Regions from separate parts of the Homo sapiens genome. Here regions 2 and 3 are each linked to region 1. A link is a contact called in ENCODE Hi-C or POLR2A ChIA-PET data. All regions are on one chromosome and are shown on one strand. Each heading gives the region's core, a stretch centred on a gene start or an enhancer-like site at or near the end of the contact. The rest is flanking DNA. Distances are from core to core; before and after follow the strand shown. Region 1 holds the start of HAR1B (highly accelerated region 1B). Region 2 holds the start of BIRC7 (baculoviral IAP repeat containing 7). Region 3 holds the start of TCFL5 (transcription factor like 5).

Region 1 (3,240 bases), core at 1-2,500:
TCAGAGCTGAGACTCTGGAGGGAACGGAGGGGCAGGGACATCCCAGCCTCATCCACAAAGGCCCCCTGCACGACGATCCTCCCTCCCGCTCTGCTCCTCTGCTCCCCGCTCCTTCCTCCTTCCTCCCCGCTCCCTCCTCCCCACTCCTCCTTCCTCCCCGCTCCCTCCTCCCCACTCCTTCCTCCCCGCTCCCTCCTCCCCGCTCCCTCCTCCCCACTCCTCCTTCCTCCCCGCTCCCTCCTCCCCACTCCTTCCTCCCCGCTCCCTCCTCCCCACTTCCTCCTCCCCAATGCTAGAAACAGGCCCCTCCGCACCTTGCCCTGGCTGCAGAACGCAGCTTAATTACATGGTCTGCGGGTTGGGGCCCTGAGCGAGGCTGGGGCTGGTTCTTGGCCAAGACGCCTCCCCAGCCGGCTCAGCCTCCATCAGAAGCGGCAGCTCTGATTGGCCACCGTGCACCGCGTGGAGCGCCGTTCCTCGCAGCGAGTTCATGAGGCATTTCACTGGGGGCCCGGGCACCCGCCTTGACATCAATTACGCCAAAATTAAGTGGCAGCGTCCACTGCGTGGGGCCCGAGCTGTGGGGCCTCTTCCGTCTCCCGGAGCCCAACCGCGGGCCCCTGCGCCCCGGCAGGCAGGATCTCACCGCAGGGGCGGCGGTGGGGAGGGGAGGTCAGGCCCGCTTCCCCGGAGCGGCCCGCAGCTCCCGGCCCAGGTTCCCAGGCTGCAGCGTGAGGGGCGCGCAGCGGGGCCGGGTGGGCTGGGGCCGGCGCGGAAAGCCCTCGCCCTGAAAGCCCAGGCCGGCCCCAGCCCACGGCGCTCGCGCCCACCGTGCCGCGCGGGCCACCGCCCACCCGGGGGCTGGTTAGAAACGCGGACTCTGCCCCTTCGCGCCGCCTCCGGGGCTCACGGGCGCCCGAGTCGGAAGCCCCGCCCTGGGGAGGCCGGTCTCCTCGCGAGGGCCTGGGCCGCTCTGGGCGCTCGGCCCGCGTGTCGGGGGCTCCCCGGGGCGCCCTGGGCTCCTGCTGCTGTTTCTTCCTGGCCGGCCTTGAGGTGCGGAGCCCCCGGGCTCTGCTGAGGGCCTCCCGGCCCCGTGGCCTCGGTGACCTCGGTTCAGGCGTCCGTGACCGTCTCGCCTGGTGGCTCCGCGCCGCTGACCTCGGCACGCCGCGGGCCTTCCTCCTCTTGCGGACCGGAGGGAGAGCCGGGCGCAGAGACCGAGGCACAGTCGCGCGGCGCGGCGTTCCGCGTGACCCTGCGGTTAAAACCCGCGCGCTGCAGCATCGCGGAAAACGGGATTCGCCTCATTTGAAACTTGAGGAAAATCTCTAAACACTTTCATTTTGATAGAAACCATTTCCGCCGCTGACGTGCGTCTACGCCCATCATTTCAGCTGACACGTTGCTGTAACGTCTCCTCCGTTTCATGCTCTTTCGAACCCTGTCAGCTGCGGGTAAGACTGTAGAAAAGAGAGGGGAGAACAGGGCCCAGCCGGTGGCGCCGGCGTCTTAGCAGCCGATTGCGCAGCTCCCGGGCGCGGCGGAGAGTCCGGGCTCGTGGGGAGCGCCGGCTCCAGAGCCCGCGGAGCAGCAGCCCAGACTCCCAAGACGGAGGGCACCGGGCGGGCGCACACACTAACCCACGCAGGGGACACTCAGGCTCTAACTCACGTGCACACACGCTCACATGTACACACGCACACACGCACCCGGACGTACACACACAGCTGTCGCCTACCACACACATTCATACTCCATTCACACTGCAGGATGTGCAAATGTGTGTGACAGAGAGAGGAGGGAGAGAGAGGGGGAGAGAGAGGGAGAGAGAGGGAGAGAGAGGGAGGGGGAGAGAGGGAGAGGGAGAGGGGGAGAGGGAGGGAGAGGGAGGGGGGAGAGAGGGAGAGGGAGAGAGAGAGGGAGAGGGAGAGAGAGGGAGAGAGAGGGAGAGAGAGGGAGAGAGGGAGAGAGAGAGGGAGAGAGAGAGAGGGAGAGAGAGAGAGAGAGAGAGAATGTGCCTCTCAGGAATGGTCAAATATCCTCCTGACACACCTGGTTGGCCCAATGCAGGGACAGAGAGGGGGATGACCTGATGGCTTTGCCTTCCACCCACCCAGCGCCTGCCCATCAGTACAGCAGGGCTGCCCTGCCCGCCTGCGACCCACCTTTCCCGACAGCCTGTGTGCTTTCTCCCCGAGTCTCCAGGACAGCCCACTAGTGGCATGGCGGTTCCCTGGGTGGGAGGAGCGGAACCCTTCAGGCCCCCTCAACACTCCCCCAAAACCTCCCTGGGGGCCCCCACTGGCTTCAGCGCCCTGCAAAAGGCTGACTAGGATCCATGTGCACACTCCGTGTGCCACTGCTGCCAGGGCCCCCAGCCCCAGGCTGCCTCCCTCCCTCTCTGTCAGGAGCTGGGTTGGCCTGGGAGGGTTGTGGTGCCGCTGACTGCTCCCGGGCAGGGGCCATCTCATCTCTGTTCTCACCGTGCAGGCAGCAGCAGGAAGGGAGGCAAAAGGAGGGAGTGGGGAGAAGGAGGGGGCGCTGACCACATGAAGAGACGCTTCTTCCCTGGTGCTCCATCTCCCTCCCCGTCCCCCAGTGGACACCCTGGACCAAGCTGAGCCCACAAGGGTGCCCACCCTGCATGCTTGTCCCCATCAGCTCCGTGTGGCCCCCTCAGGCAGTTTCCACAGTGAGCTCAGGTGCAGCAGGGGTCCCGAGCACAGAAATGACCAGGAGACCCTGGCCCTGCCCCTGGGGCCCTAGAAACAGCTCCTGCTCTTGAATTCCCCACCCCTGTGTGCTCAATTTCTCTGGGCCTCTGGGTGCTTTTGAGGTTCCTGGCATTTACCAAGGAGAAAGATGCAGGAGGGGAGGCTGCAGGGCTGTGGGGATGGTGAAGTCCAACCCAGCCACCCCCAGCAGGATGGTGTGTGGGGCCGGACACCTACCAAGATCTCTTCCCAGCTTTTCTGTGGGAAGGAGCCGGCCAGGGCCAGAACCCTGGCTGAGACATGAAGCTAAAAGTGCCTGAGGACTTGGTCCCAGGTCTCTGTCCTCCTCCCCAAATGCCTCCGGAGCCTTCATCTCTTCAGGCACCTCACTCACTTCCACCCAACCCCGCCTGCCCTGGGCGGACCCTCCCCCAGCTCTGCCCTCCCCCACACCCCAAACCCACCCTCCCCATTCTGTTAAAACAAAGCCCCTCTTAGCAGGGTATGTCACGTGGCGCTGCCGAAT
Region 2 (3,093 bases), core at 592-3,091, 130 kb before region 1:
TGTACCTCATTAGCATCAAAGGTGAAAAGGGGACAAGGGTGACTGGGGTGCCGGCCAGGATGGGCGAGAATGTTCAGGAAAGGACTGAGCTGGCATTTGCATTGTTCCCAGAGTGAGCAGTGGGGGCCCCCCAGGGCTTGGTACATCTATAGCCCTGGGGCTTCAGGAGCCAGAAGGGCCCCTCCCCAGGTCTCTGCTTCCCCAAGATGGATTCCCAGTGAGAAGAAGAAGGGAGGCTGCCCTAGAAGGCCAGTCTGGGGCCAGGCTTGCTTTTAGGAACTCATGCCTCCCTTTGGGGGTGGGGGACCCGTCATCTCTCTACCTCCTGGCGACCCCGTCCCCTCATCGGCATCCATGCGATACGTCACCTGCCACTGACATCACAGGTTTGGGCTGCATCGGGCACTGGACCTCTACCAGCCCCAAAGACCCCGGCTCTGCACCTGCCATGCCTCTTGCCTGGCCTTTGCCTCCTGAGCCTTGGACTTCCAGGGAGGTGGGTGAGCTGGGCCTGCCCCTTCACGCCACGGCTTCTGACTGTCCCAGCCACTGTCCCCCCGACCAGCTGTCTTAAGTTGGTCCAGCCTTACCAGGATGGTGCCCCGCCAGAGCCCACTGCTGACAATGACCATGGCTGTGCCAGTATTTGTAAAGCCCTCGGTGGGCCCTGCTGCCCTGTCCTTCAGCCAGGAAGTGGCAGAGCTGGGACCTGAACTCAGGTCTGACCACATGGTCTGCAGCTGTAGGGCAGAGGAGCAGGCCCGGGCCAAGACTAGGATAGGTACTCCGGGGACTTGATTCAGTTGGGGAAGACCAGACAGTAGCTGCAGGTTGGGGCCTGGAGAAATTCCCCACAGGCTGAGCATCCAGGACCTTCTGGCTGACCACTGCCTGCCTTGGTCACCCTGATCCTGTTCTTTAAACATCTCCTCTCCCTGTGCAGAACAGCAGCGGGGAAGGTGAGGGCCCCAGGCAATGTCAGCCCCACCCACTTCTATCACAAAGGGGTACTTGTGCACCAAGCTGGCGGCCTCCACAGCTGAGACCCTCAGACTGTGGCCAGAGGCAGCCCCTCCTCACATCCCACGGTCTGAAACACTCAGCCAGCAGAGACTCCGGGGGAGGGTGTCAGGCACGAGCCCATGGGCACTGGAGGGGCTTGCAGGACCACTGCTCCGTCATCAGGCCAGACCCTTCCTGTTGGGGGATGGATGCTACGGAGGAGGCAGAGCCCTGGGCTGGAAGGGTCCAGAATCGTGCCCAGGCCCACGGCAGGAAGGCCCCCCCGCCCGGGACTGACCTGTGTGGAAGAAGCCGGCAGCAGCCAGCAGCTCGGGTGGCACCTCAGCAGTCAGCGGCCAGTCATAGAAGGAGGCCAGACGCAACTCCTCAGAGCCCATGCCGGGGAAGGCAGGCCCCCTGGACAAGGTGGCCCCGGCGCCCTCCTCCTCTTCCTCCTCTGTCAGGGGCCGCAGCTGGCCCAGGATCTGCCCATCCACGTGGTCCCAGGCTCTGCAGGTGTCCAGGCCTAGGACAGGGCTGCCCAGAGAGCGGGGTCCACAGCGCTCCTGCGTGGGACCATCACCGGCTGCCCAGTGGCTCGGCTGTGGTCCACGGTGCAGGCACTTGGCACTGTCTTTAGGTCCCATGGAGGGAACACTGGCTCTGACCAGGTTTGCAGCAGAAATGGGGGCTGATGGCCAATCTCAGAATATGCCCAGCTGGCCCTTCTGGAGCTCCTGACCCCCGGGGCCCACCCTGGGGACAGCAGGGATAGGCACAGGCCTGCCACCAGACACCCTGGGAGGGGAGTATCCCAGGGCCCACAGCTTTCTGGAAGTGGCCAGGGTGGCCTCTGGGGTCACATGCTCTGTGCAGCGGGGGCGTGTCACGGGGCCCCTGGCAGGGTTGCGGATGCCGCTGACTGCACGTGGGCAGGCCACGTCTCTCTGAACAAGACGGGAAGGAACTGAGCATGGAGACCCCTCCCCAGGCTGGTGTCTGCCCCAGGGCTGTGGGGGAGGGGTTGGGGAGCTGGAGATGATGGCTCCAAGGTCAGGCGCCCAGGGCAGCCTCCGGAAGCAGAGAAGGCTCAAGGAAGGACATGTGAGCTGTGCTGCCTGTGCAGGCAGGGGCCGTGACCTCCCACCTTGCGGGGGTGACTCTAGCCTCACAGGGGCCTAGGGCTGCGTCACGCAGAGCAGGGAGGCAGGTCACCCGGCTGTTCTCTGAAACATCCCTCTGCCCCAAGGGGCCTCTGCAGGTCTGGGAGCAGCTCTTGTCCTCAGGCCAGGAAGATCAGAGCAAAAAGAAGGGCCCGAGCTGCCCTCACCTCCCGCTCCCCCTTCCCCCATCTCCCTCCACCTCCCTCCATACCAGCCTCCCCAGGTAGCCAAGGGAGAGGCTCTGATGCCCCCAAAAGAGGAGTACTCAGTGTTGGCACTGGAATCGGAGTTCCTGAGGTCTGCTGTGACCCTGGCTGCCGGTCCAAGCTCCACACTGTGCCACACTGCCAAACCCCACAGTGAGGGAACAGGGAGGAGGACTTAACCCCAGAGAAGCCAGGGGCAGAACAGGAACCCCAGGGACACCTGGGCGGGACAAAAAGGACAGCTGGATGGGGCCCAGACTTCGACACCCCCCAACCCCCGACTGAGCCCTCAACCCCAGCAAACCCAGCTCATCCACCCGGCTGGCCCTAAAAGCCCCCTGTCATCCTTCAGCCACTCTCCCCTGCTGTTCCGTCCTGGATGGGAGCGTGCAGGCTCACAGAGTTTGGAAGAATAAAGAGGAGTCGCACGCTGCAGGGCCGCTGGTTGCCACGGGGAGCGCAGGTGGGCAGGAGAGGGTTAGCTGCAGTGAAAACCGTCCCTGAGCTCACCTGGAAGCCTGGCCCGTTCTCTTCCCACTGCTGAGCCGCATAGACCCAGCTGCTGCCCACCACACTTTCACACCTGCCCCCCGACCCCCACTCACGGCGGGGGCTGGGGCTGCACCCGCCCTCCCAGGAGGCCTCTGGTGACTGTTCTGGTCATACTCAGGCCAGTGTTGCCAGGCCCCAGCGAGACCCCCAACCCTTTCCTATGCAAGGCC
Region 3 (3,161 bases), core at 332-2,831, 240 kb after region 1:
CCTGGCTAATTTTTTATATTTTTAGTAGACACGAGATTTCATCATGTTGGCCAAGCTGATCTCGAACTCCTGACCTCAAGGGATCTGCCCGCCTCGGCCTCCCAAAGTGCTGGGATTACAGGCGTGAGCCACCTCACCTGGCAATCATTACTTCTTAAAATGTCTTTCTCCCCATCCTTCCACCCCCAGGGGACTTCAAATCACACTGCTTGAAGCGGCCCCACAGCTCACTGATGCTCTGCTCACTCTCTTAGCCTTCCCTCTCTGTTTTACGTTAGACGACTTCTGTTGCCATGTCCTTGAGAGTTTTAAGTCCTTGCTTTCCTCCTTGGTAGTGTTTTCTGAAACCTGATGTTTTGCCCAAAACTGATATATTATTTTCATGTATACATGTGTGAGTTTAGATTTGCATGGCTGAGCTTTCATAGCCCATCGTTGAATCATTGTAATATATTGGTCTGTGTCTAAACTGTGATGAAATGAGCGAAAGATTCAGACCCGGCTTAGAAGACGATGTGCAAGTCACAGGCCTTTAAGTGTCCTAATGCCTAGACAGAGAACAGACAACCACTGAGTGAGATGGGAATGTGGGTGAGAGGTTAAGTACAGGAATTATTTCAAGATTGCAAAAATAAGTCTCTTAAAGACCACATATTGCATAGTTCCCTTAACAGGGAAGGCCCAGCCTAGGCAAACTCCTGGACACAGAAGATTAGTGGCTGCAGGCGGGGGAGGGGCAGTGTGCTGACTGCTACAGGAGACCGGTGGTGAATGCAGCGGTGGAGGCGGGCCCAGCGCTGGGAATGTACCACCACCGTCGCGCTGTGCATTTTTTTTTTTTTTTTGAGATGAAGTCTGGCTCTGTTGCCCAGGCTGGAGTGCAGTGGCAAGATCTCGACTCACTGCAACCTCCGCCTCCCGGGTTCAAGCGATTCTCCTGCCTCAGCCTCCCGAGTAGCTGGGATTACAGGCACGCACTACCACGTCCAGCTAATTTTTGTATTTTTAGTAGAGACGGGGTTTCACCATGTTGGCCAGGCTGGTCTCGATCTCCTGACCTCCTGATCCACCTGCCTCGGCCTCCCAAAGTACTGGGATTACAGGCATGAGCCACAGAACCCGGCCATGCGCTGCGCATTTTACGCGGATGAAGCGGATGGCCTGGGCACTGTGGACTGTGGGTCCAGGGAGCTGTTTTGACAACGTCTTCATTCCTGCCGCTGTAATGGGGCGCACGTGCACGCACGGACGTGGCTTCTCCCCAGGGTGTCACCGCGTAGGTATCACGCTGATTCCAGCGCAGCCGCCCTCGCCGGGCCTCAGCGGGGAGTGGCCGGGCAGCAGGGGCGTGGCTGGGAACCGGGCGTGGCCTGAGCTGGGGGCGTGGCCTAGCTGTGGGGGCGTGGCTGGGCCGTGGGGGCGGGCCCTCCGCGCAAGCATCCGCCGACGTGGGGCGGGGCCGGGCGTGCGGGCGGTTGGGCGGGGGCGGGGCCGGCGGCGGCGGGTAACGGAGGGGGCGGGGCTGGCGCAGGGGTGGGGTTGCCGTTGCGGGGCGGGGCGGCGCAGGCGCTGTGCGCGGCACTCAGCGGTTTTCCCTCCCCCAACGGCGCGCCGGCTGTGGCCGGCGCAGAGTAGTGCTCGGGCCGGGGGTCGCCTCCCGCCTCCCGCCTCCCGCCTCCCGCCGCCCGCCGCCCGCGTCGCCCTCGCCGCCGTTGGGCCGCGCCGCGCCGCCATGTCGGGCCCCGGACCGCGGGAGCCGCCGCCGGAGGCAGGCGCGGCAGGCGGCGAGGCGGCCGTCGAGGGCGCGGGCGGCGGGGACGCGGCGCTGGGCGAGCCGGGGCTGAGCTTCACGACCACCGACCTGAGCCTGGTGGAGATGACGGAGGTGGAGTACACGCAGCTGCAGCACATCCTCTGCTCGCACATGGAGGCGGCGGCTGACGGCGAGCTCGAGACGCGCCTCAACTCGGCGCTGCTGGCGGCGGCGGGCCCGGGCGCAGGCGCGGGCGGCTTCGCGGCGGGCGGTCAGGGGGGCGCGGCGCCCGTGTACCCCGTGCTGTGCCCGTCCGCGCTGGCGGCCGACGCGCCCTGCCTGGGCCACATCGACTTCCAGGAGCTGCGCATGATGCTGCTAAGCGAGGCGGGCGCGGCGGAGAAGACGTCGGGCGGCGGGGACGGAGCGAGGGCCCGGGCCGACGGCGCCGCCAAGGAGGGCGCGGGCGCGGCTGCGGCTGCGGCTGGACCCGACGGCGCGCCCGAGGCCCGGGCCAAGCCGGCCGTGCGCGTCCGCCTGGAGGACCGCTTCAACAGCATCCCCGCCGAGCCGCCGCCCGCGCCGCGCGGCCCCGAGCCCCCCGAGCCGGGCGGGGCGCTCAACAAGTGCGTGCCCGGCGGCCGGGGGCTGGCGGGGCCCGGGTGGAGGCCGAGGCCGGGGCCGGGGCCGGGGCGGAGGCAAAGGGGGCCCTCGCTGTGCACGCCCCCAGCCTGCCCTCCCGGCGGCACAGGGCGCGGACCTCACCGGGTCTGGGGCCGCCCCGAAAGGCTGTGTGCGCTGTGCGGGCCCCGGGGAGCAGGTACTTCCAGAAACTAAACACCCCCTCCCTCAGTGGCCCCGCCTGGAGTGGGGCCGAGCGCGCAGAATTCCTGGGAACCATGTGCTCCGGGTGGCACTCTTGGATGTCAGGGAAGCCTAGGAAGGCCCGACGGGGGTTTGCAGGCTTTGAGCTCTAAAATGAGGCTCCAGCCTGCAGCCGCCCCCTTGGCGACCCTCAGGGATGGCTGTGGAAGGGGCTGCGTCCGCAGTTTTCTGCTCATCCCAGCCTGTAGTTGCCCATCGTGGTCACACTGGAGGATGGCAAAAGTGAGATTGGTGTCAGGATGTGATGAGAGCAGGGAGGTGGCGCAGTTTTGCTTTTCCTCCATAGGAAGAGGAGGACTTCCACAGCAGCGATAGTTGCTAATTGTTGTGTAGAGATTTCCAGGATGAGAGTTGGGTTGCTGTCTGGAAAAACTAGCCAGAGCCATGGGAGTGGGATGGTGGATGCTTGTCTGCCACGTATTGCTGACACTTCTGGGCTTTCTTTTGTCTTGGCAGTTTGGTAACTCTCATTCGACATCCATCTGAACTAATGAATGTTCCTCTTCAGCAACAAAACAAATGT

What was found. A loop is a pair of places that touch in the nucleus more often than their neighbours do. ChIA-PET counts read pairs that join two places held with the same protein, here RNA polymerase II (POLR2A). Pooled maps may share reads with other maps.
Region 2: a loop to region 1 is called in a pooled map, with 2.7 times the contacts of the local background. The contact joins the promoter of BIRC7 here to the promoter of HAR1B in region 1. A Hi-C loop is called at or near these places in 2 of 50 pooled maps. POLR2A ChIA-PET finds 5 or more read pairs at or near these places in 2 of 52 experiments (H1 and OCI-LY7).
Region 3: a map of CD8-positive, alpha-beta T cell shows a loop between it and region 1 (21-fold over the local background). The contact joins the promoter of TCFL5 here to the promoter of HAR1B in region 1. A Hi-C loop is called at or near these places in 3 of 168 maps with a recorded cell type or tissue (CD8-positive, alpha-beta T cell, ascending aorta and naive thymus-derived CD4-positive, alpha-beta T cell), 2 of 37 single-sample maps with no recorded cell type and 9 of 50 pooled maps. POLR2A ChIA-PET finds 5 or more read pairs at or near these places in 3 of 52 experiments (CD4-positive, alpha-beta T cell, CD8-positive, alpha-beta T cell and PC-3).

What each region holds. Positions count from the first base shown.
Region 1 is chr20:63,100,329-63,103,568 of GRCh38, reverse strand. It overlaps HAR1B (highly accelerated region 1B), which reads left to right and starts at 1,250. Exons shown (of 3, transcript NR_152601.1): 1 at 1,250-1,454. HAR1A (highly accelerated region 1A) reads right to left here and starts at 2,277. Exons shown (of 2, transcript NR_003244.2): 1 at 315-2,277; 2 at 1-14. RefSeq lists a silencer at 812-1,201.
Region 2 is chr20:63,234,653-63,237,745 of GRCh38, reverse strand. It overlaps BIRC7 (baculoviral IAP repeat containing 7), which reads right to left and starts at 1,841. Exons shown (of 7, transcript NM_139317.3): 1 at 1,301-1,841. The coding sequence starts at 1,649. RefSeq lists enhancers at 1,957-2,076, 2,424-3,025.
Region 3 is chr20:62,860,242-62,863,402 of GRCh38, reverse strand. It overlaps TCFL5 (transcription factor like 5), which reads left to right and starts at 1,581. Exons shown (of 6, transcript NM_006602.4): 1 at 1,581-2,379; 2 at 3,095-3,161. The coding sequence starts at 1,733. LOC105372717 (a long non-coding RNA gene) reads right to left here and starts at 1,968. Exons shown (of 4, transcript XR_936989.4): 1 at 1,862-1,968. RefSeq lists silencers at 1,173-1,272, 1,323-1,512, 2,013-2,162 and an enhancer at 1,134-1,788.